Linked DNA regions of Homo sapiens: regions 1 and 2 are each linked to region 3. The links are chromatin loops, found by intact Hi-C in ENCODE. Cell type or tissue: Caco-2. All regions are shown on one strand. Links, peaks and the distances in the headings refer to the core of each region. The heading gives the core; the rest is flanking DNA. Region 1 overlaps ANXA2R-OT1 (ANXA2R overlapping transcript 1). Region 2 holds the start of FLJ32255 (a long non-coding RNA gene). Region 3 has its middle 84 kb from the start of FLJ32255.

Region 1 (10,488 bases), core at 3,021-8,020, 150 kb before region 3:
TTTGTATAAGGCGCAAATTCCTGGTGGCTCCACCCCCATTGCCCCAGTGCATATGCGGGCCCTTAGTCAGCAAGGGCACATTTAGGCCAGGCGCCTGTGCAAGTTCTTTTATTCCGGAGGTTCTCTGGGGACCCTTCCCTTACTGTGTGCCTAAAGCAAGCTGGCTGACTCCTTTTCCTGTGTCCCAGTACCCCTGGTTCCTCAGACTGTAACTTTCTCAGTTGCAGCACCGCTCACTTGTCAAAGCAGGATTGACCTCCGTGGCAGCACCGCTGGTGGGTCCAGCCCGCAGCTTCTCCTAAACAGTTTCGCTAGTTTCTGGGTCCTAGCACTGCTAGTGGTACCATAGCGGCTCTTCATGGGTCGTGGACTTGCAGGATGTTTGCCAACTCCATCCCACGCTGCCTCCCTAGGTTCAGCAGCCGGCCAAAAGGAACAGACTCCTGCAAAGGAACAACCTCGAGGGCTGGATATTTAGGAGCCACATTTATAGGGGCTTTTCTTTCTTTAAAAAAAAACACAACCGGCCATTAGAAGCATGACACTGAGTAATAGATAAGTCCTAATCATAGTCCTTAAGACATGTTTTCATAACTGGTATATGCACTTATATTTGTTTATCCACTTGTTTATAATAATGCATTAAACCCTAAAATTGACACACTAATTTTCAACAGTTATTATTTCAGAGATGCATGGTATCCATTTCCTGTTGTTCAATTTCTCTCCTTCCATCCGCCTTTACATTTCTATTTTTAAAATGTTAATTTTTTCCAAATTCCATCCTGCCACCTTTCTTTTCTTTTCTTTCTTTCTCTCTCTTTCTTTTTCCTTCCTTCCTTCCTTCCTTCCTTCCTTCCTTCCTTCCTTCCTTCCTTCCTTCCTTCCTTCCTTCCTTCCTTCCTTCCTTCCTTCCTTCCTTCCTTCCTTCCTTCCTTCCTTCCTTCCTTCCTTCCTTCCTTCCTTCCTTCCTTCCTTTCTTTTCGACGGAGTTTTACTCCTGTTGTCCAGGCTGGAGTACAATGGCGAGATCTCGGCTCACTGCAACCTCCGCCCCACCCCCTCCCCGGGTTCAAGCAATTCTCCTGCCTGGGACTACAGACGCGGGCCACCATGCCCGGCTAATTTTGTATTTTTAGTAGAGACGGGGTTTCTCCATGTTGGTCAGGCTGGTCTCGAACTCCTGACCTGAGGCGATCGGCCCGCCTCGGCCTCCCAAAGTGCTGGGATTACAGGCGTGAACCACCGCGCCCAGCCCATCCTGCCTTTTTTTTTTTTTTTTTTTTTTTTTTTGAGCCAGAGTCTCGCTGTTTCCCAGGCTGGAGTGCAGTGGCGCGATCTCCGCTCACTGCAAGCTCCGCCTCCCGTGTTCACGCCAATCTCCTGCCTCAGCCTCCCGAGTAGCTGGGACTACAGGTGCCCGCCAACACGCCCGGCTAATTTTTTTTTTTTTTTTTTTTTTTGTATTTTTAGTAGAGACAGGGTTTCACCGTGTTAGCCAGGATGGTCTCGATCTCCTGACCTCGTGATCCGTCTGCCTCAGCCTCCCAAAGTGCTGGGATTATAGGCATGAGCCACCGTGCCCGGCCCCATCCTGCCTTCTAAAACCATCTCGTCATATTCTCAAATCTTTCTGACCCTGTATGCTATATTTTCTGATATCCTTTTAAATTTTCTTACCTTTTCCTGTTATTTCCTTTTTATGCAATTCTTCTTTATAGAATTGTAGAGTTTAGCAGTTTTCTCATTTTGCTTTTGTTGCACCTGATTTTTAAATTTTCCTTTCCTTTAAGATTGATTTATTTCCAGCAATCGGATTCCATGGTGCCCTCAAAGCCCTCATCTCTATGGCTAACATAGGAGATGAAAGCTCAGTTCCCACAATACCCAAACACCAGCCACTAGAAGAATCAATGAAGAGAGGGAGAGAAAGAAAAGCAGAGTGTTAGACTTCAGAATAAGAAGTGAGAATGGTCACATGGGAAGCCTGCTTCATATCCAAATCCTAAAAACACTTTCCAATTCCACTTTGACAATTTATTGCCATTTTCTTATACTGATAATTGGTATTTAATTAATCTAACAAGAAGTACAAGGCAAAGACAGTTTTATTCCCACGTTCCATTCAGATTATAGCACCTAAGCTCCTTTATATTCAAATTCAGAACTGTCACTGTGTGAAAAAAAAAAAAAAAAAGTCTTCATAGCTAGACCAAATTAATGCCAACACCAAGTTTCTGGGTTTTAGTTTCTGACATCTAAGGTGACAGAAAAGTTTCAAAGTCCAAAGGGTGATTGCTACTGCATGTTTTTTTTATCACTTTCTGAAGACAACCATTTTTCTGTGCCTGACACACTGCATGTTGAAGCTATGAGGATGCATAAATCTTTTTCCTGGGATACCTGCAGCTTGAAGGAGTGAGTCTCAGATGCTGCAGGCCCGGAGCTGGGTAGAGATTGTGAGAGAATAGCCTCCTTGGGCCAAGTATGCACCGGTGATGTACTTGAGCCTTCAGTGTTGCTAGATCTTGAAGTTTTGCTGAATATTTGGTTTTGCTGGATCCAATCCATGTGGATTTTTGAGGTGGGCGGGCCCCACATTGGCAGAATTATGCAACTGCCTGAGAATGCCTGACCTGGAGCTGATGCCCTGAAATGCCATGGTTGTCAATTCAAAAGGCACAGGGCTGGGGGTCTTCCTCATGGCTCCCTAAATTTAATTTCCACCTCCACCCTGTAAACGTAAACTTCAGACCATTGAAGGAATATTTATTGATGGTTGTTCTCTGCTCTCAGCAGGGAGGCCAAGCTCAGTTTCAAGAGAATCCCAGGACAGTGGAGCACTGTCCCTTCCCACCCTGGTGATATCCATAGCTATTCAAAGGCTCCCTGGAGTTCAGCCTCCAGCTCTGATCTGGGTCCCAGTCCCTTTCATGCCCCTGCCCACCTGTATGTGTTTCCAATCCTGACTCCACCAACCTCAAATCTATTTCACAAGTGGAGAATACAGAAGAATGCTTTAATCCTCATGTACAAAGAACTATGAATTCTAAGAAGATCTAAAAGTAGAGTTCCTTAGCACATTGTTGATTATGCAGATAGAATTTTTCCAATTGAAAAACCTTGAAGGCGTTCAGAAGATGAAGAACAAAATATGGAAGGATGTCTACTGCAGAGACTTCCAGCTCAAGGCAGGGCACAGTCCTATGAAGGTTCCCCAAGAACAGCATGAGTGCTCCCACTGAGGTGCATGGGCTTCTTCTAGGGCATTGTTATAAAGGAGTGGTGCCATGAACCATGACCAAGACCGGGGTTCCTTTCTTTTCTGGGTTCCAGTCTGTCCTAAGCCTTAGTTTTCAGCAATTTCTTGTGGGCAGCCTGGGCTCTGCTCTAGGCATCTATCTGTCCAGCTTCACAGGTTGGCATGTCCTGGCTGGGTCATGGCCCATTGTGTTGTGTTGTCTATAGGATGCACTTATTTTTCTTTTTACTTTTTTTTTTGTTTATAGGCTATTTATTGAGAAGTTGTTTTCTAAAATGCTACTTTCTTTTTAAAATTTTTTTATTATACTTTTAAGTTCGAGTGTACATGTGCACAATGTGCAGGTTTGTTACATACATATACATGTGCCAAGTTGGTGTGCTGCACCCATTAACTCATCATTTACATTAGATATTCCTCCCAATGTTATCCCTCCTCCCTCCCCCCACCCCATGACAGGCCTGGGTGTGTGATATTCCCTACCCTGTGTCCAAGTGTTCTCATTGTTCAATTCCCACCTATGAGTGAGAGCGTGTAGTGTTTGGTTTTCTGTCCTTGTGGTAGTTTGCTCAGAATGATGGTTTCCAGTTTCATCCATGTCCCTGCAAAGGACATGAACTCATCCTTTTTTATGGCTGCATAGTATTCCATGGTGTATATGTGCCACATTTCCTTAATCCAGTCTATCATTGATGGACATTTGGGTTGGTTACAAGTCTTTGCTATTGTAAATAGTGCTGCAGTAAACATACATGTGCATGTGTCTTTATAGTAACATGATTTATAATCCTTTGGGTATATACCCCGTAATGGGATGGCTGGATCAAATGGTATTTCTAGTTCCAGATCCTTGAGGAATCACCACACTGTCTTCCGCAATGGTTGAACCAATTCACACTCCCATCAACAGTGTAAGAGTGTTCCTGTTTCTCCACATCCTCTCCAGCATCTGTTGTTTCATGACTTTTTAATGATCGTCATTCTAACTGGTGTGAGATGGTATCTCATTGTGGTTTTGATTTGCATTTCTCTGATGACCAGTGATGATGAGCATTTCTTCATGTGTCTGTTGGCTGCATAAATGTCTTCTTTTGAGAAGTGTCTGTTCATATCCTTTGCCCACTTTGTGATGGGGTTGTTTGATTTTTTCTTGTAAACTTGTTTAAGTTCTTTGTAGATTCTGGATATTAGCCCTTTGTCAGATGGGTAGATTGCAAAAATTTTCTCCCATTCTGTAGGTTGCCTCTTCACTCTGATGGTGGTTTCTTTTGCTGTGCAGAAGCTCTTTAGTTTAATTAGATCCCATTTGTCAATTTTGGCTTTTGTTGCCATTGCTTTTGGTGTTTTAGTCATGAAGTCATTGCCCATGCTTGTGTCCTGAATGGTATTGCCTAGGTTTTCTTCTAGGGTTTTTATGGTTTTTAGGTCTAATATTTAAGTCTTTAATCCATCTTGAATTAATTTTTGTATAAGGTGTAAGGAAAGGATCCAGTTTTAGCTTTCTACATATGGCTAGCCAGTTTTCCCAGCACTATTTATTAAATAGGGAATCCTTTCCCCATTTCTTGTTTTTGTCAGGTTTGTCAAAGATCAGATGGTTGTAGATGTATGGTATTATTTCTGAGGGCTCTGTTCTCTTCCATTGGTTTATCTCTCTGTTTTGGTACCAGTACCATGCTGTTTTGGTTACTGTAGCCTTGTAGTATCCTTTGAAGTCAGGTAGCATGATGCCTCCAGTTTTGTTCTTTTTGCTTAGGATTGTCTTTGAAGGGGGCCAGCCCCTCCACACCTGTGGGTATTTCTCATCAGGTGTGATGAGAGACTGAGAAAAGAAATAAGACACAGAGACAAAGTATAGAGAAAGAACAGTGGGCCCAGAGGACCAGCGCTCAGCATATGGAGGACCCGCACCGGCTCTGGTCTCTGAGTTCCCTCAGTATTTATTGATCACTATCTCTACTATCTTGGTGAGGGGGATGTGGCAGGGTGGGGAGAGGGTCAGCAGGAAAACATGTGAACAAAGGACTCTGTGTCATAAATAAGTTTAAGGAAAGGTGCTGTGCCTCGATGTGCTTGTAGGCCAGATTTATGTTTGACTTTACACAAACATCTCAGTGCAGTAAAGAGCAGTATTGTCGCCAGCATGTCTCACCTCCAGCCATAAGGCAGTTTTCTCCCATCTCAGTAAATAGAATGTACGTTCGGGTTTTACACCAAGACATTCCATTCCCGGGGACGAGCAGGAGACAGATGCCTTCCTCTTATCTCAACTGCAAAGAGGCCTTCCTCTTTCACTAATCCTCCTCAGCACAGACCCTTTATGGGTATCGGGCTGGGGGACGGTAAGGTCTTTCCCTTCCCACGAGGCCATGTCTCAGGCTGTCTCAGTGGGGAGAAACCTTGGACAATACCCAGGCGTTCTTGGGCAGAGGTCCCTGTGGCCTTCGACAGTGCATTGTGTCCCTGGGTACTTGAGACCAGAGAAGGGTGATGACTTTTACCAAGCATACTGCGTGCAAACACATTTTTAACAAAGCACATCCTGCACAGCCCTATATCCATTAAACCTTGAGTCAACACAGCAAATATTTCTGTGACCACAGGGTTGGGGCTAGCGTTACAGATTAATAGCATCTCAAGGCAGAAGAATTTTTCTTACTACAGAACAAAATGGAGTTTCTTATGTCTTCTTCTTTCTGCATAGACACAGTAACAGCCTGATCTCTCTTTATTTCCCCCACAGTCTTGGCAATGTGGGCTCTTTTTTGGTTCCATGTGAACTTTAAAGTAGCTTTTTCCAATTCTGTGAAGACAGTCATTGGTAGCTTGATGGGGATGGCATTAAATCTATAAATTACCGGCCGGGCGCGGTGGCTCATGCCTGTAATCCCAGCACTTTGGGAGGCTGAGGTGGGCGGATCACGAGGTCAGGAGATCCAGACCATCCTGGTTAACATGGTGAAACCCTGTCTCTACTAAAAAAATACAAAAAATTAGCCGGGCATTGTGGTGGGTGCCTGTAGTCCTAGCCACTTGGGAGGCTGAGGCAGGAGAATGGCATGAACCCGGGAGGCGGAGCTTGCAGTGAGCCAAGATCAAGCCACTGCACTCTAGCCTGGGCAACAGAGCGAGACTCCGTCTCAAAAAATAAAAAAAAAAAATCTATAAATTACCTTGGGCAGTATGCCCATTTTCACAATACTGATTCTTCCTATCGATGAGCATGGAATGTTCTTCCATTTGTTTGTGTCCTCTTTTATTTCATTGAGCAGTGGTTTGTAGTTCTCCTTGAAGAGGTCCTTCACATCCCTTGTAAGTTGGATTCCTAGGTATTTTATTCTCTTTGAAGCAATTGTGAATGGGAGTTCACTCAGTATTTGGCTCTCTGTTTGTTATTGTTGTATAGGAATGCTTGTGATTTTTGCACATTGATTTTGTATCCTGAGACTTTGCTGAAGTTGCTTATCAGCTTAAGGAGATTTTGGGCTGAGACGATGGGATTTTCTAGATATACAATCATGTTATCTGCAAACAGGGAGGATTTGACTTCCTCTTTTCCTAAATGGATACCCTTTATTTCTTTCTCCTGCCTGATTGCCCTGGCCAGAACTTCCAACACTATGTTGAATAGGAGTGGTGAGAGAGGGCATCCCTGTCTTGTGCCAGTTTTCAAAGGGAATGCTTCCAGTTTTTGCCCATTCAGTATGATATTGGCTGTGGGTTTGTCATAGATAGCTCTTATTATTTTGAGATAAGTCCCATCAATACCTAGTTTATTGAGAGTTTTTAGCATGAGGCGTTGTTGAATTTTGTTGAAGGTCTTTTCTGCATCTATTGAGATAATCATGTGGTTTTTGTCTTTGGTTCTGTTTATATGATGGATTAGGTTTATTGATTTGTGTATGTTGAATGAGCCTTGCACCCTAGGGATGAAGCCAACTTGATCATGGTGGATAAGCTTTTTGATGTGCTGCTGGATTCAGTTTGCCAGTATTTTATTGAGGATTTTTGCATCGATGTTCATCAGTGATATTGGCCTAAAATTCTCTTTTTTTGTTGTGTCTCTGCCAGGCTTTGGTGTCAGGATGATGCTGGCCTCATAAAATGAGTTAGGGAGGATTCCATCTTTTTCTACTGATTGGAATAATTTCAGAAGGAATGGTACCAGCTCCTCTTCCTACCGCTGACAGAATTTGGCTGTGAATCCATCTGGTCCTGGACTTTTTTTGGTTGGTAGGCTATTAATTATTGCCTCAATTTCAGAGCCTGTTATTGGTCTATTCAGGGATTCAACTTCTTCCTGGTTTAGTCTTGGGAGGGTGGATGTGTCCAGGAATTTATCCATTTCTTTTAGGTTTTCTAGTTTATTTACATAGAGGTGTTTATAGTATTCTCTGATGGTAGTTTGTATTTCCGTGGGATCGGTGGTGATATCCCCTTTATCATTTTTTATTGCGTCTATTTGATTCTTCTCTCTTTTCTTCTTTATTAGTCTTGCTAGTGGTCTATCAATTTTGTTGATCTTTTCCAAAAACCAGCTCCTGGATACCATTGATGTTTTGAAGGGTTTTTTGTGTCTCTGTCTCCTTTAGTTCTGCTCTGATCTTAGTTATTTCTTGCCTTCTGCTAGCTTTTGAATATGTTTGCTCTTGCTTCTCTAGTTCTTTTAATTGTGATGTTAGCGTGTCAGTTTTAGTTCTTTCCTGCTTTCTCTTGTGGGCATTTAGTGCTATAAATTTCCCTCTACACACTGCTTTAAATGTGTCCCAGAGATTCTGGTATGTTGTGTCTTTGTTCTCATTGGTTTCAAAGAACATCTTTATTTCTGCCTTCATTTAGTTATGTACCCAGTAGTCATTCAGGAGCAGGTTATTCAATTTCCATGTAGTTTTGCGGTTTTGAGTGAGTTTCTTAATCCTGAGTTCTAATTTGATTGCACTATGGTCTGAGAGACAGTTTGTTATAATTTCTGTACTTTTACGTTTGCTGAGGAGTGCTTTACTTCCAACTATGTGGTCAATTTTGGAATAAGTGCAGTGTGGTGCTGAGAAGAATGTATATATTCTGTTGATTTGGGGTGGAGAGTTCTGTAGATGTCTATTAGGTCCACTTGGTGCAGAGCTGAGTTCAAGTCCTGGATATCCTTGTTAACTTTCTGTCTTGTTGATCTGTCTAATGTTGAGAGTGGAGTGTTAAAGTCTCCCATTATTATTGTGTGGGAGTCTAAGTCTCTTTGTAGGTCTCTAAGGGCTTGCTTTATGAATCTGGGTGCTCCTGTATTGGGTGCATATATATTTAAGATAGTTAGCTCTTCTTGTTGAATTGATCCCTTTACCATTATGTAATGGCCTTCTTTGTCTCTTTTGTCTCTTTTGATCTTTGTTGGTTTAAAATCTGTTTTATCAGAGAGTGGGTTTGCAACCCCTGCTTTTTTTGTTTTCCATTTGCTTGGTAGATCTTCCTCCATCTCTTTATTTTGAGCCTATGTGTGTCTCTGCAGGTGAGATGGGTCTCCTGAATACAGCACACTGATGGGTCTTGACTCTTTATCCAATTTGCCAGTCTGTGTCTTTTAATTGGGGCATTTAGCCCATTTACATTTAAGGTTAGTATTGTTACGTGTGAACTTGATCTTGTCATTATGATGTTAGCTGGTTATTTTGCTTGTTAGTTGATGCAGTTTCTTCCTAGCACCAATGGTCTTTACAATTTGGCATGTTTTGCAGTGGCTGGTACCGGTTGTTCCTTTAGTGCTTCCTTCAGGAGCTCTTGTAAGGCAGGCCTGGTGGTGACAAAATCTCTCAGCACTTGCTTGTCTGTAAAGGATTTTATGTTTCCTTCACTTATGAAGCTTAGTTTGGCTGGATATGAAATTCTGGGTTGAAAATTCTTTAAGAATGTTGAATATTGGCCCCCACTCTCTTCTGGCTTGTAGAGTTTCTGCTGAGAGAGCCACCGTTAGTCTGATGGGCTTCCTTTTGTGGGTAACCTGACCTCTCTCTGGCTGCCCTTAACCTTTTTTTCCTTCATTTCAACCTTGGTGAATCTGACGATTATGTGTCTTGGGGTTGCTCTTCTTGAGGAGTATCTTTGTGGCATTCTCTGCATTTCCTAAATTTGAATGTTGACCTGCCTTGCTAGGTTGGGGAAGTTCTCCTGGATAATATCCTGAAGAGTGTTTTCCAACTTGGTTCCATTCTCCCTGTCACTTTCAGGTACACCAATCAAATGTAGATTTGGCCCTTTCACATAGTCCCATATTTCTTGGAGGCTTTGTTCATTTCTTTTTACTCTTTTTTCCTCTAACTTCTCACTTCATTTCATTCTTTTGATCTTCAATCACTGATACGCTTTCTTCCACTTGATCAAATCGGCTACTGAAGCTTGTGCATGCATCACGTAGTACTTGTGCCATGGTTTTCAGCTCCATCAGGTCATTTAAGGTCTTCTCTATGCTGTTTATTCCAGTTAGCCATTCGTCTAATCTTTTTTCAAGGTTTTTAGCTTCTTTGCGATGAGTTTGAACATCCTCCTTTAGCTCGGAGAAGTTTGTTATTACCGATCTTCTGAAGCCTACTTCTGTCACCTCGTCAAAGTTATTCTCTGTCCAGCTTTGTTCCGTTGATGGCGAGGAGCTGTGATTCTTTGGAGGAGAAGAAATGCTCTGATTTTAGAATTTTCAGCTTTTCTGCTCTGGTTTCTCCCCATCTTTGTGGTTTTATCTACCTTTGGTCTTTGATGATGGTAACCTACAGATGGGGTTTGGTGTGGATGTCCTTTTTGTTGGTGTTGATACTATTCCTTTCTGTTTGTTAGTTTTCCTCCTAACAGTCAGAACCCTCAGCTGCAGGTCTGTTGGAGTTTGCTGGAGGTCCACTCCAGACCTTATTTGCCTGGGTATCACCAGTGGAGGCTGCAGAACAGCAAATATTGCAGAATAGCAAATGTTGCTTCCTGATCCTTCCTCTGGAAGCTTCGTCTCAGAGGGGCACCCGGCTGTATGAGGTGTCAGTTGGCCCCTACTGGGAGGTGTCTCCCAGTTAGGCTACTCGGGGGCCAGGGACCCACTTAAGGAGGCAGTCTGTCCGTTCTCAGATCTCAAACTCCATGCTGGGAGAACAACTGCTCTCTTCAAAGCTCAGTTGGAAATGCAGAAATCACCTGTCTTCTGTGTTGCTCACGCTGGGAGCTTTAGACTGGAGCTGTTCCTATTCAGCCATCTTCGA
Region 2 (5,000 bases), core at 1-5,000, 85 kb before region 3:
AAATAAGCCAAATATATCTCTTTGGATTTCAGGGGACTTAATGTCAAAAAAATTAATGAGGTAAAAAAGACCGAATTTAGAATTGGATTTTAGAAAGTTTGTCAAATACTTAAAACAAGGTCAATGTTTAAAACACTTGATATCACAAAATAGAATCACAGGTCATTGTAAAATAAGTCAGTCATTTAGTCAAAGTGGTAACTCAAATATTTCAAAAACAAAAAGGCAAAACCTTTTACTCTTTGAGACTTACTTTCCCAAAAAATAAGACCTAATGAAGATAGAATGAAGCCAATTAAATCTATTTCTCAAATCTTATAGACAAGTGTATTAAATTTTAATCATCTTGACCAGAAGCAATAATTTTATAAACCTTTCATAACGTTTTATAATGTTTAAAAAAAGAATGGGTTAATACCTCAAGAAAACATTGCTAATCTGACACAGGGGCCCACAGGCTGGTCTTGCATCAGTGTTCCTTTTATATTAATCTTTATAGGCTGGCCATTGTGGCTCACATCTGTAATCTCAGTACTTTGAGAGGCATAGGTGGGTGGATTCCTTGATCTCAGGAGTTTGAGACTAGCCTTGGCAATGTGATGAAACACTGTCTCTACAAAAAATACAAAAATTAGCCAGGCATGGTGGTACACACCTGCAGTCCCAGCTACTCAGGAGGCTGAGGTGGCAGGATCGCTTGTGTCTGGGAGATGGAGGTTGCAGTGAGCCAGGATCATGCCACTGCATTCCAACCCAGGTGACAGAGCTAGTTCCTGTCAAAACAAAACAAAACAAAACAAAACAAAACAAAACCACTGTTTATAGAGAAATACTGAACTAACTTTCTCTCTTAAAGTAGGTCCTTACAAGTCCAAACACCCACTTCTTCTGCAATAGTCCCTGGGACTAGGGGGTTGAATAGTTTAATTTTCTGGACACAGGTCTTGTGAATGCAGCTTCTTCTGATTTTCATCTTCTCTTAGGTCTGAAGATGAGGCTTCAGTTGCTGTTAATGTTTAAGATTTAGTAGGAGTTGGTGACCTTTTTCGACCCAGGAGTGAAAGCCCTGTAACTTGGTAACACAAAAACGTTAAAAGAATTACAGAAAGTTATGTAGATATAATAACCTTTTTTAATCTCAGTTTTTCTAAGCAAATAAAAACCTAGTAATAATTACACAGGAATTATTTTGATAAAATGTACAGTATGTTTTTACCTTTTTCCTAAATAACCTTTGAATTAGATAAAACTATTTTCCTTTTAATAATAACACTTTTTCTTTGGAAAAATGTTTGCCTACAGTACTTTTGTAAAGTTGAGAATGACCCAGACATTTAATGACTACCTATTATTTCATAAAATATAACTCTAAGATTTTTTTTTTTTGACGGAGTCTCAGTCTGCCTAGGCTGGAGGACGGTGGCACGATCTGAGCTCACTGCAACCTCTGCCTCCGAGTTCAAGAGATTCTCCTGCCTCAGCCTCCTGAGTAGCTGGGATTGCAGGCATGCATCATCACCGGCTAATTTTTGTATTTTTAGTAGAGATGGGGTTTCACCACTTGGGCCAGGCTGGTCTCCAACTCCTGACCTCAAGTGATCTGCCCATGCTGGCCTCCCAAAGTGGTGGCTCACACAGTAATATCACAGTCTTCTGAATTCAAAATAGGCCGAGGCTGGAGCTCAGGCACCACCTCTGCGGAATCTCAAGCAGGCTTCACATAGCCAAGAAAATGTTGCTCCATCGCTTAATTAAGCCTCAGAGCAGGAGGACATAAGCGTTTGCGCTGATTGACGAGATGAAGCAGAACCTTTAGCACTACCATCAGCCTGGGTATTTATGCTCTCCGGAGCTCGTGGGCAGAGGGCACCCAGATATTATGAAACTCAATAGTAACGAATGCACGAAAATTAGTAGACAAATGAAAACCGGTAAAATTCTAGAGAGCACATAGAAACAAAACAAATCGTAATTCCGACAGAAAAACAGCGAGAAAAGAAGTCGAAATGAAACGGATACTAAGCAAACCTTACAGAGAACGAGCGCTACAAAACGCAGGGATTAAAGAGTTCTTCAGGGGCCAAAAACCATCTGTGTCCGGGAAATGAGCATTGCTGCCACCGGAAAACTGTCCGCTAGGTCTCTGCACTGCTCTGGACCTCGCTAGCAAGAATCTGGCGGCGCTGAGACTCAGCAAGCGCCGGCACCTAGCGGATAGCGCTGGTATTGCCAAACAAATATCCGTTTAGGCGCCATAACGGTGCTGCTAGAAAGAAACTGCGGATTCTTAGGAGGGGTGCTTCCATCCCGAAACATACTGTCTGGAGGAATGGACCGACTCTGTTTAAATGTGTTGTGACGTTTTAATGTGTTTTAATCCGTTTAATGTGTTTAATCCGTTTAATGTGTTTTAACACGTTTTAATGTGTTGTGACAGGAAAAGAGCCGGCTAACGGTATTACGGAAGTACTAGTTGGCACAGAGGCTCGGTGCAATTACCGTTCTGCACCGTAAAACGGGTTTAGGAAGTTCCTAGGAGATACTAGCGGTGCCAGAACCGAGAAAGTGACGACACAGACAACTTATGGACTCCGCGTACGGGAAACGTTCCGTTGGGCGCTAAGAACGGTGCAGCAACTGAAAAACCGCTCAGTGGGCGCTACTGGCAAAAGCGTTGCTGCAAAACCGCCAGCTCCGCATTAGAAGCAGAGCCGCCAGACAGAACCCGGGACCTGAAACCACCGAAGCGGAGACCGAGCTTGGCTCCCCAGCTCCTGAGAGAATGCAAGTCAAGGAGTACGAAGCTGTGATACTCAAAATTAGTAGAAGAAAAATGAATAACATTTAAATAAGATAAAATTTTAAAATAATAAATTCTAAAATTCAAATAAAAAGGCAAAGCAAACACACTGGAAACTACCGGTAGCATTGTTCTCAGAGCAAAAGACACAAAAAGAGCATTTAAAAATAAGCAAAAATTAGAGAGAACCAACCCTACAAAGCAGAAATTACAAGTATTGCCAAAAGAAGCAATTCTGTGATTAGGATATCCCTGTTAGATCTAAACCGGTACATGTTACACCTAAGTCTACATTTCTTAGGACAAAAACAAAAACAAACAACAACAACAACAAGAAACCAACAAAACCCAGTCATGGTTAAACCTGTTTACGACTAAAAAATCGTAGTAGCTGATATATCCCGACTTGGTCCACAAGAGGAAAAAGTCGCGTTCGGCGGAAATTGCTATCGTCAAACCGAGCTTCGTAAACCAGAAATCGCTTTTGCCGGCATTTCCTGACTTCCATGGGAGTTTAAAAAACACCAACATAGCTAAGGCGGGACTTGATGTTGCGCAGCTAGCCTTGGTGTAAGAGCTCCCAGGCACTGCTAAACTGGTCATCGCTAAACCTAAATGAATCGCATTCGCTGGTACACAGATTTCTACAGGAGTTGAACATCTCCTGCGCAGCTAAAGCAAGCCGTACTAGTAGGAAGCCGGAACTTGCCACGACTTAGAAACTTGAGGCTTTGGGAGGCCAAGGCGGGTGGATCATCTGAGGTCGGGAGTTTGAGACCAGTCTGGCTAATGTGGCAAAACCCCGTCTCTACTAAAAATACAAAAATTAGCCGGGTGTGGTGGCGGGCGCCTATAATCCCAGCTATTTGGGAGGCTGAGGCAGGAGAATCACTTGAACCCGGGAGGTGGAGGTTGCAGTGAGCCGAGATCGCCGAGATGGCGCCACTGCATTCTAGCCTGGACGAAAGAAACTCTGTCTCAAAAAAAAAAAAAAAAAAAAAAAAAAAAAGAAAAAGAAAAAAGAAACTTGAGGCAGGGCTAACTCTGCGTTTGTTATGATTAGGCTACAGGAAACCCGGAGTTGCTGGGAAATGAGTCACAGGGTCACTCAGCCTTTCTGTGGCGAAACATCGACTTCCTACGACCTAGAAATCGCCGCCAGGGCTAGGCTGGTGTTTGTCCTAAGTGGGTACTTGCTTGGGTTGAGAAATCACATTTTGGCTATTCCCCGACTTGAACCAGGGGATAGAAATCGTAGTCACCGGCTGGGCGCAGCGGCTCATGCTGTAATCCTGGCAGTTTGGGAGGCCGAGGCGGGCAGATTATTGAGGTTAGGAGTTCGAGACCAGCCTGGTCAATATGATGAAACACCGCCTCTAGTAAAAATACAAAAATTATCCGGGCGTGGTGGCGAGCGCCTGTAATCCCAGCTACTCAGGAGGCTGAGGCAGTAGAATCCCTTGAACCTGGGGTGCGGAGGTTGCAGTGAGCCAAGATCGCGCCACTGCACTCCAGGCTGGGCGACACGGCGAGACTCTGTCTCAAAACAAAACAAAAGGAAAAGAAGAGAAAAGAAAAAGAAACGCAGGCACCCTGAAATCGAAACTTGTTAGGACCAACAAGCCAACGACAGACGAATCTGCGGGGTCCTGCGACAGACACGCCAGCCCCGCCGCCACAGCACAGGGTTCTGGAGGTCGAGCTGTTCTGCGGGTTCTGCGGCGGCGCTGGGAAGAGACGGCGCCCGGGCAGCTCCCCTGTCACCGGCTTGGAGGAGCGGCGGGCTCCCCTAGCCCAGCGCCGCCGCCGCCGCCCGGGAACGCCAGGCTCACCCCAGCTGGGGAAGCTCCGAATCCCTCAGATCGGCGACCTGAGTGCTGTCGCCCCGAGAAAATGGAGGCATCGAGCAACGAGCTGTGCTGAGACCGAGAGACCTCAGTTCTGCGAAATGTCGGTGCCTGGAGCTTGCGAATGACTGCGGCCGGCGGGTTGTCAAGGACAACATTCCTTATGGCGCAACCAACAGCGCTGTCACCAAGAAACTGGACTCTGAGAAAAAAGAGGGTTTCGGCCACCGAGAAACTCCGTGCCACATGTGCCGTGACAGCAAAACCGCCCGCTCCGCGCCGCTGGTGAAAGAGCTAACGAACGCCAGGTGCTGCGACAGTGACACCGGGACTAGAAGGCCTCGGATGGAGAA
Region 3 (10,488 bases), core at 2,220-7,219:
CCCAGAAACATCACTGAAATAAACACTCATGTGAGATTGCTTTATTCAAGAGTGCTGTCCTTAGAAAGTGGGAGTGAGAAGAAAGAGGAGAGGGTCAGGGATGAGCATATTCAATGCTGTGCTTCCTAGTAGCCCAAGCTTGGTATCAAGTATGACCAGAGGTGACTTTATTATTAAACCAATAAAGTTTAACTGTAAGGCAAACTTCCAAAGAGTTTGTAAAACTTTTGACCTAAAACATTTTTCTAATTTTCTCAAAGAGATTCCCCTACTAGCTGTATGAACATTGACTCCACAAATTTGAAGCTGCTCTGAACAACAATGGTTGTTTGATCTCATGAAACCATCTTCTGAGAGGCCTTATGAATAACTGCTTCTCGGCACAGTCCACTTAGGAGGAAGAAAAGAATGGAATATATCCACTGTTGGTGAAATAACACAATTCTCACAACAAAAGACTGCTGTGTACCAAATAGAAGAGAGAGGGCACACTAGTATTGAGTTGGCATTCGCATATTTACATGCCTGTAAGGTAGCCTGACAACTACAAAGTTAGGCCACATCTCATATATTTTCAGCAGAGCAGGGGGAAGCATGATGAATTCCTTTCTCTTTTCAAAGAAAGAGAGAACACCTTACAATAATATCTTGCTATCTTCTGAGAGAACCTCAGCTCATTCAGGAGGTACTTTTAAGAAACATGTACATATTTGTCCCATGACCTTGGATAAATTACTACATTGTATAAACTGGAGATTCAGCTTTATCTTTAGAGGGACTAATCTAAATTCCAATAGTTCAACTCCGGATTCAGAGTAACCATATTAAGTGTGATGTTACTGTTGTATTTCTTTTATGGCTTTTAGGAAAAGAAACAAAACACTCTCAAATAGTATAAGCATAAAAAGATTTATTATGGTATAAACATCATTAAAATCTAGGACAAACGCTGTGGCTCATGCTTGTAATCCCAGCACTTTGGGAGGCTGAGGCAGGTGGATCACAAGGTCAGGAGTTCGAGATCAGCCTGACCAACATGGTGAAACCACGTCTCTACTAAAAGTACAAAAATTAGCCAGGTGTGGTGGCACGTGCCTGTCATCCCAGCTACTCAGGAAGCTGAGGAAGGAGAATTGTTTGAACCCAGGAAGCAGCGATTGTAGTGAGCGGATATCGTGCCACGGCACTCCAGCCTGGGCAACAAGAGAGAGACTCTGTCTCAAAAAAAAAAAAAAAAAAAAAAATTCTGATAGAGGCCAGCTGTGGTGGCTCACGCCTGTAATCCGAGCACTTCGGGAGGCCGAGGCAGGCAGATTGCTTGAGGTCATGAGTTCGTGGCCAGGCTGGCCAATATGGTGAAACCTCGTCTCCACTTTCTTTTAATTTTTAAAAGAAAAAATTAGCTAGGTGTGGTGGCAGGCACCTGTAATCCCAGCTACTTGAGACGCTGAGGCAGGAGAAAAGCTTGAACGTAGGAAGGAAAGGTTAAAGTGAGCCAAGATTGTGCCACTGCACTCTAGCCTGGGCGACAGAGCAAGACTCTGTCTCAAAAAAAAAAAAAAAAATGAAAAGAAAAAAATGAAAAAAAAATCTGATAGAAAAGTGTAGACACAGATTTTAGACTGAGTGTCAGGGAATGATTTTTCTGAACCACATTGCAAATTGGCTCCCTAAAAGAAGATACTGTCAGAAATCAGTAAACACTGAATCAGACAGCTGCTAAACCACCGCAGGCTTCTCCCTTCAGAAACACGCAGCAAATATTAGATGGTTGGGTCAATCCAAGTATCCGTAGGGAATAAATGTATACAGTAATTCTCATGGACTATTTTTGGAGGACAAATGTTTCATTCATTTAAAGAACAATCTGGCAATACTCCATAAAATTAGGTTATGCATTTTCGATGAATAATTTTGCTGAAGGACGATGTATATCCTAAATAAATTCTCTCATGAGAATGAGACTAACATACGAAATATTGTTGATTAGGTGGCATCTGAGTGCCCCCTGTGGGACACTGGAGAGGGAAAGTCTGGCAGAGGCTCATTAGAAGCTGATATGTTGAAGTTGGAAGCAGCAAATGAAGTGTACCTATAAAAATCTTAGAAATATGCCAATAAGCGAAAAATAATAAATGAAATAAGATATACACCCAATACTTTTTGGAAGAATTAAAAATATATATACATAAAATTGTGTCGCATATAAGACTGATTGCTACAAAACACACAATAGAAATAAAAATAAAATAGCTAGAAGTAAAGTAGTTACTAATAAGAAGAATCTCAGTAGAAGTAGGAAAAGAGATAAAAACGAATAACTGACAGAATGCACCTAATTACATAAAATAGGATCAAGGCCTGCACAAAACACTGTTGAAAATGTTACATCAATTAAACTTATTTTCTCCTTAGGTATAAAAATCATCGCACCTTTGAGGTCTCCCTTTCATGTAGTTAGATGAGTGTAGACAAAAAAAGAAAATGTATGGATTTAAGAAAGTCCTGGGATGCTCCTTTTCACAACCTAGCCTATTTTATTCATTACTCTATGTGATTGGTATGCTGCAGGACCTGGACTCTGAATCCAGATTCTAGCAGAATTAGCTTTCTGATCTTGGACTATGATCTAACCTCATTGTGTCTCCTATCTACAACTGCTCAATGCCTCTAAAATATGCAAGAAGAATGAGACATAGTAGGTGTAATTGTCTAGGCTGCTCTGCAATAAGGACACACTTTGTGTAGTGAATAGACAGTAAGTAACTGGTTCGTGCCACCAGTGGGACATCTCCATTGCTCCCTTTCCTTGGCTGATTCAATCATAGCAACCCAGAAGCGTTTTCAGAGTATCTTCCAGAATGATACAATTTTCACCTTAATCCTATCAGGTTCTGAACCAATTTGCAAGGCAAATTAGTGTTAATCCCCTGCTTATTTGAATAGCTGGTTTCTGGCCTATATACAAGACAAAACATACTGTAAAAACAGACACTCAGTACTAGCCAGTGTTATTTACCTCTTTTCCTATCTCAACTATATTGCTGGCCTTGTCACAAGACTGAACCCATGGAGTTCTGTCCATTAAACCTGGAAGAACAGTCCTGGAGGTAAGCAGGTCCAGAGTGCATGTCATATGCCACCAGGTCAGGACCGTGAACAAACCTGAGGCTGGGCACTAGATCACTTGCTGTGTTGAGCCACCATGCCTGCCAATGCCCTTAGCTCTGTGAGGATGTAAAATCAGGTATGTGTGGGCTGCTGTGCTGGGTTTCCAGCAGGCACGGAGCTGTTCCCAGGCTCAAGAGGGGTCCAATGGCCATCAAAACCCACATGTCCAGGAGTCAGTGGCTGAAACCACAAAGGAGCTCCAGTCACCTTAAAGAAAGATGGATTCTACCAATGGCAGGGTTCAATGGTCCCAAACCAGCCAGGAGATGCCAACGCTTGTGGAGCTGAACAGACACATACTGAGGATGCCTTCATAAACTACTCACAATCAGGGCTTGAAATACAGAGCAACCCAGGAAGGGGAGGGGGGTACAAACCTTTTGTTGCTCCTGGCTCACAGTGAGATAGGAGTTTGGCAGGACTAGTTTTGCAAGACAAACAGGAGGCTAGGTCCCCAAGACACAGGTCACAATACCCTCTTGATAAGACATGATTCCTTTAAAAAAAAAAAAAAAAAAAAGCCCAAACCAGTTAGAAGGAAGATGGCTACATAAGCAACCTCTGGTTACCCTCGTTGCTCATTATATGCTCATTATTATGCATTGGGATGCTAAAAGACACTAACACCCGAGCAATCACTGTGACTGTTTACAAATGCCATTGCAATGCCCAAGAGTTACTCTGTATATTCTGTAAGGGGGAGAAACTCCTGGTTCCACAAGCTCCCACCCCTTTCCCAGATAACTAAAGAAATAATTGACCCCTTGTTTAGCATATAATCCAGAAATAGCCATAAAATAGCCAGCTAGCCACCCTGGCCCCATTGCTACCCTGACTATGGGGTAGCCTCCTTTTTGTTCCTTAGTTTCCTTAATAAACTTGCTTTCACATTACTCTGTTGGCTTGCTCTTGAATTCTTTCTGGCTCAAAGTCAAGTATCTACTTGGTCTCCCAGGCTAAACTCCAATTTTAGGGGTATCCTTGCATCAACAGCACCACTGCCTTCAGCCAATTCCCCGGAAGGAGCTCCTCACACCCCAGTGGAGACCCTCATTATGTTATTGTAAACTTCCTTGGGACTGTTCATCTAGGAACAAGAAGTCTCTATGATGGAGATAATTCCTTATATAGTTCTTCCTCTCCAAAGTGCCTTAAAGTTTTCTCAATTATACAACTTTGATTTATATGTAATCAAGAATATGCTAAGGGGCTTTACTTTTAGATCAACTCAGAATTCATAGTTCTTTGTACATGACAATTGAAGCCTGTTCCTTATTCTCCACCTGTGTGGAGTCAGGACTGCTCTCTGCGGTCCAGGCTGTCCCCGGAAGCTGCTGAAAACCGACGATTCCATCAAGAAGGAACCCGGAAAGGAGAGAAACCCCTGCCTTTCTGCAGGCCTGCAGTAGGACCTGCTTCAACTGCTGCCCTGGAAGGAGCCCGAGGCACCTCAGTGGGAACCCTCATGCTGTCTCTGGGGACTTTTGCACTGGAACTGTGCCCTGCACGCATAAGAGCCTTGAGGTCTTTGCTGTGGAGATCATTCCATAATTTGTTCTTCCTCTCCTGAATGTCCTAAACATTTTTATTTAGAAAAACTCTCTTCATGTAGTGAATAATATGCAATGTGCTAAGGAACTTTTCTTTTAGATCTACTCAAAATTGTGATGGTTCTTCCATCGAAACTGTACACATTGATTAAAGCCTTTCCCTTATTCTCCAACTGTGGAATCAAAACTAGTAAATCAAGGTTGGTATAGATGGGCCTGAAGCAGACAGAAAGGGGGCAGGGACCTAGCTCAGAGCTTTTTCTTTTTCTTTTGAGTCTTATTATTATTTAAGATGGGGGTCTCGCTGGGTCGCCTAGGCCGGTGTGCAGTGGCGTGATCAGGCTTTAGTCTAAATTCCAGGGGCCTTTGAGGAGCTGTGGATACTAACAGGGTGGGAGGGGACAGCTGGGTGGATCATATGCTGGAGTTGCTTTGAAACTGACTGTGGCCCTCCAAATAAAGGCAGAAAACAGGCATTAGCACTGTTCTTTAAATCAGGGGTCCCCAATCCCCCCCACCACGGACCGGTTAGGAACCCGGCCCCAAAGCAGGAGCTGAGCAGTGGGCAAGCGAGCATTACTGGCTGAGCTCCGCCTAGCGTCAGATCTGCTGCATTAAATTCTCACAGGAGTGCGAACCCTATTGTGAACTGCGCATGCGCAGGACCAAGACTAGCTTTTGCTCTCCTTTTGAGAATCTATTGCGTGCCTGATTATTTGATTTCTAACACCTTCATCCCGAAACCATCCCCACACCCCTCTCCATCCGTAGAAAAATTGTATTCCACTAAACTGGTCCCTGGTGCCAAAAACGTTGCGGATCTCTGCTTTAAATGGTTTAAATGTTACATTGTAACGAAGAGTGGAGGACCGCCTCACTTGGAGCCGACGGCACCTGCGCACAGCGAAGCTGGTTGAAGGGCCCCCGACGGGGTGGGACAGGTGTAGCCTCCTCACCTCATTTTCCCCTGCGCTTCACAGACATCTAGCAGACTGCCTGCACCATCAAGATCTGGACTGCAGAGCACGTCTTTCACCACCCGTGGGAAACTGTTACAACAGCTGCAATGCACAAATACCCAAGCCCTGCGAACCTGAGCAGGGTGTGGGTTGATGTGTTGGAAGGATATATAGATCCCTCTGGAAAGTTGCAAGGCCACAGACTTCTCTGCACAGAGTGGGAACTGCAAGTCCCTTACTGTTGCAGCAAGAGCCAAAACATAGTCTTCAGGACCCAGAAAAAAAACTATTTTGACTCAAGAAACCACAATCATTGTGAAAAGAATCAGCCTCAGCAGTTACCTTGAAGAACTGAAGACAAGTACAATATCTTCAAATGCTAATAAAGGCTGAGAAGCACTGGAATGGGTAATACTTAAACTACATGTTAAGATTGAGAAATTGCTGGCTTCAAAAAGAGGAAGCATAAGAACTCGGATAGTAGCAGCATCATTTACAGAGAAATGATAATGGATGTTGGAAGACATCAAGTACCCCAGGTGTCTCCAACCTTGCAATCTGTTATTTTAAAACCGTATCTTAGGTAGAATTTTTAAAAAATAGACTGATAGAAGACTTTGTGACATGGAATAAAAACAAAGAGGTTCAGGGTGTCTAAATAAAAGGGATCATCTAAAATAAGTGTTGTTTGAAATGATTGTCTAATTTTGAGAGTTCCAGTATTTATGTGAAAATTTAAAAATTTTTCAAAAAGTACTTGGCAGTTTGCATTGACATTGAATCATTTTGAGGTAGAATTTTAAAGCTTTTAACACCTGGGAACACTACCTGACTTTGGTGGAACTTCAGAACAAAGCAGAGCCACCTCTTATATACACACAATTGCCCTGCTGCCATAAACTTCAACAGCTTGCATAAGGAACTTCACTTTAAAAGGAGAAATTGCTCAGTTTTAAATGATATTAATGTGTATAAAATAACTTGCTCTGCTATAAACCACCATTAAAAACCAGTGTTTTGGTTTAGTACTTGAATATTTTTGGAGTAAAAATTATCCCTAAAGTAGTATATGACTCCCAGAAACATATGCTTTTATTATAATAAAAAGTAATATATTGATTTGTCAAAGTTTTATAACATAGTAAAGGTATTACCTTCCTTGGATTTGTACTTTATGCTTTAATATGCTGTACCATGAGCTGGCTACATTAATTGGAAAAATAAATTCATTACTTGAAAAACAAAAGAGAAAATGAAGAGTGGGGATAGACTAACGGGGACTGAAAGAAGATCCCTAGCCTTGTGCCTTCTGAGTTAACAACCACAGGGTTCCAGAGCATCAACTCCAGATCAGACAATTCCAGGCAGCTACAGATGTCTGCCTTGGTGAGTCTTGCCCAGGATCTGGAAGTCCAAGATGAAAGCGCCAGTGATTCAGCTCCTGGTGAGGGCTGTCTTCCTGTCATGCCAATGGCCATGTTGTAGCTGTGTTCTCACATGGCACAGAAGGAGAGAGAGAAGTGGGTAGAGGGGCAAGAGAAGAAAGGGAGAGAAGGAGAGGGACCTGGTATCTCTTCCTCTTCTCATAAGGGCACTAATCCCATTATGAAACCCCAACCCTCATGACCTCATCTAAACTTAATTGTCTCCCAAAGGCCCCATCTCCAAATACCATCACTTGGAGATTAGTTAATCAAAATTATCATGAATTTTGGGGGAACACAATTCAGTGCAGAACACCAAGTGTATGGGAGGCTCTCATAATCTCTGCCCATCTCAGGTCCTGCAGCAACTAAGACTCATTCCTTCTTGTGGGCATCCCAGGAGAAAGATTTATGTGTCTTCACAACTTTAGTGTAAAGATTTGGTGTAAAGGTTTCCAGCCTTTACACCAAAATCCTTGGGCAGAGATGAAAAACATGCAGTAGAGAATACACTTGGGACTTTTACACTTTTCTGTCCCCTCAAATGTTAGAAATCAAAACCCATAAACTAGATGACAGCATTAATCTAGTCTAGCTGTGATTACATCAATCTTTTCACATAGTGGCAGTTCTAAGTATCAGTATAGAGAAGCTTAGATGTTGCATCTTATTGGAACGTGGAACTAGAGCTGTGTTTGCTTTGCACTCATTATTAGACTAATTACATGTCAATTATCCATGTCATAAAAAATAAGCAGATGGTGAAAGATGAGTTAGAGTGTTTTTGTGGTTTGGATATGGAGGGGGCTTCCCATCTTATCATCCTCATTTTCTGTTCTGAAGTCTCAAAATCTACTTAAAAAAAAATAAAACCACAATCCCAATCCTCTGATAACCCATTATTCCATTAACCAATTAACCGTTAATCCATAAATGGATTAAGACATCAAACGGGCAGAGCCCTCAAGACCCAATCACTGCTTAAAGGCCCTACCTCTCAATATTGCTACATTGGGGATTAAGTTTCAACATGAGTTTCAGAAGGGACAAATATTCAAACCACAACATCCCTGAATGGCAATTAATTGTAAAGAGAAATTAATTGTTATCTTAGATGACATGATCGTGATTTCAATTTGAAACCTTTTGAAGGTCTAGGGGATAAAGGGACTATGAATGCAGCCCTGGCTTTGGCTCCCTCAGGGTGGCCTCTGTGTGCAACACCCAGGTTAGATTATCTGCTAAGATTTCCTCTGGGCTGGCCAATCTGAAAGCAATATGGAATTGTGTAATCCAAGGGCTCCTGAACACAAGGGAAAAGGTGTTTCATCCAGTCTCACAGCAGGAGACATCAGCTTTTGAGTTTTTACACTTTTCTGGCCAAGTGCCTGGTCCTAATCAGATCATAGGAAGCATAGTGGTGATATTAATTCTAGAAGCAAATTGTAACAGAAGATGGAATTACTGGTATTAACATAAAACCCTAACATCTTAGACGAAACTCAATCTGTGATAGGGTGGTTTAAGTGATAAAAAGAAAAGGTACTCCTTAACCTGTGGAGGGAAAGCTCTTTTGAGGAACCCTGGTTAATAGTTTATTATTGCCCCAAACCACATTGCTAGTCCTGGAGCAGAGACTGCAATCTTGTTCTCCAGGCAGAGAAAAGCTTGAGGAGAGGTGTGTCCTCAAAGACAACTTGGGATGTTAGTGAGAAGCAGGGCAGTGGTAGTCACTCAATTCTTTCATTTCCTTCTTGTCTTTTATTTTCTATTTATTTTTATTGTGGTAAAATACATATAACAAAATTTACCATCTACCATGAATTCTGAGTCTATCTAGAAGTAAAGTTCCTTAGCATATTCTTGATTACACAAAGATAGTTTTTATAATTTGGAAATCTTTGAGGTACTTTGGAGAAGAAGAACTAAATAAGGAATGATCTCCATCATAGACTTCTTGCTCCTAGTACTTTGGAGAGGAAGAACTAAACAAGGAATGATCTCCAACATAGAAACTTCTTGCTCCTGTTGCCTCTATCTAGAAGGCAGAGTCCCAAGCAAGTTTACAATAACATCATGAGGGTCCCCACTGGGGTGTGAGGAGCTCCTTCCAGGGCATTGGTTGAAGGCAGTGGTGCTGTTGATGCAAGGATACCCCCAGAATTGGCATTCAGCCAGGGAAGCCAAGTGGATACTTTGCTTGTACCAGAAAGAATTCAAGAGCAAGCCAAAAGAGTAATGTGAAAGCAAGTGTATTAAGGAAACAAAAAGAAGGCTACCCCCGTAGTCAGGGTAGCACCAAGGGACAGGGCAGCTAGCTGGCTATTTTATGGCTATTTCTTGATTATATGCTAAATGAGGGGTCGACTATTTCTTTAGTTATCTGGGAAAGAGGCAGGAGCTTGTGGACCGGGGGTTTATCTACCTTACAGAAGATACAGAGTAACTCTTGGGGATTGCCATGGCACTTATAAACAGTCATTGCTCTGGTGGTAGTCTTTTAGCATGCCAATGCATAATAATTAGCATATAACGAGCAATGAAGGTAACCAGAGGTAGCTTTTATGCCATTTTCCTTCTAGCTGGTTTGGGCTTTTTTAAAACAATTTTTAAATTTTTTTTAAGGAATCTTGTACCGGGTACTGTGACCTGTGTCTTGGGGACCTAGCATCCTGTTTGTCTTGAGAAACTAGTCCTGCCAAACTCCTATCTCACTGTGAGTAATGAGCAAGAAAAGTTTTTTTTCCCTTTCAGGGTTCTTCAGTATTTCAAGCCTTGATTGTGAGCAGTTTAAGGAGACGTCCTGGGTATGTGTCTGTTCAGCTCTGCAAGCGCTGGCATCTCCTGGCTGGTTTGGGACCCACTGAACCCTGCTATTGGCAGAATCCATCTTTTTTTTTTTTTCCGAGAGGGAGTTTCGCTCTTGTTGCCAGGTTGGAGGCCAATGGCGCGATCTCGGCTCACTGCAACCTCCGCCTCCCAGGTTCAAGTGAGTCTCCTGCCTTAGCCTCTCAAGTAGCTTGGATTACAGGCATGCACCACCATGCCTGGCTAATTTTGTATTTTTAGTAGAGACGGGGCTCACCATGTTGACCTGGCTGGTCTCGAACTCCTGACCTCAGGTGACCCATTTGCCTCAGCCTTCCAAAGTGCTGGGATTACAGGCGCGAGCCACCATGCCTGGCCTAATCCATCTTGTCTTAAAGCGACTGGAGCTACTTTGTGGTTTCAGCCACTGACTTCTGGACATGTGGGTTTTGATGGCGATTGGGTCCCTCTTGAGTCTGAGAACAGCTCTGAGCCTGCTGGAAACCCAAAACAGCAGCCCACACACACCTGATTTTACATCCTCACAGAGCAAAGGGCATTGGCAGGAGTGGTGTT

The links. A loop is a pair of places that touch in the nucleus more often than their neighbours do. Peaks named below come from ENCODE experiments on the same cell type or tissue, not always from the same donor. Only the 100,000 strongest peaks of a DNase experiment are listed, where the experiment ranks them.
Region 1: it touches region 3 in a loop (5-fold over the local background); 54 of 110 quality-filtered maps call a loop at or near these places.
Region 2: a loop joins it to region 3, with 4 times the contacts of the local background. A loop is called at or near these places in 40 of 110 quality-filtered maps.

What each region holds. Positions count from the first base shown.
Region 1 is chr5:43,053,651-43,064,138 of GRCh38, reverse strand. The region is part of intron 2 of ANXA2R-OT1 (ANXA2R overlapping transcript 1); the gene reads left to right. Among named protein-coding and RNA genes, the nearest start is that of ANXA2R-OT1, 8.5 kb to the left of the region's middle. RefSeq lists a silencer at 5,638-5,932. In Caco-2, for the core only: no CTCF peak of the experiment used is centred there; DNase peaks (open chromatin) are centred at 5,598 and 5,608; H3K4me3 peaks cover 154 bases.
Region 2 is chr5:42,992,281-42,997,280 of GRCh38, reverse strand. It overlaps FLJ32255 (a long non-coding RNA gene), which reads left to right and starts at 3,948. Exons shown (of 2, transcript NR_104643.1): 1 at 3,948-5,000. It overlaps LOC105374746 (a long non-coding RNA gene), which reads right to left. Exons shown (of 3, transcript XR_007058755.1): 1 at 2,034-5,000; 2 at 419-1,072. RefSeq lists enhancers at 3,780-4,074, 4,344-4,473, 4,774-4,983. In Caco-2, for the core only: a CTCF peak has its summit at 2,184 (motif pointing left); DNase peaks (open chromatin) are centred at 2,172, 3,930 and 4,920; H3K4me3 peaks cover 1,172 bases.
Region 3 is chr5:42,903,904-42,914,391 of GRCh38, reverse strand. It overlaps the pseudogene PRELID3BP5. Among named protein-coding and RNA genes, the nearest start is that of FLJ32255, 84 kb to the left of the region's middle. RefSeq lists enhancers at 5,624-5,683, 5,814-5,863. In Caco-2, for the core only: a CTCF peak has its summit at 5,309; DNase peaks (open chromatin) are centred at 5,351 and 5,691; H3K4me3 peaks cover 486 bases.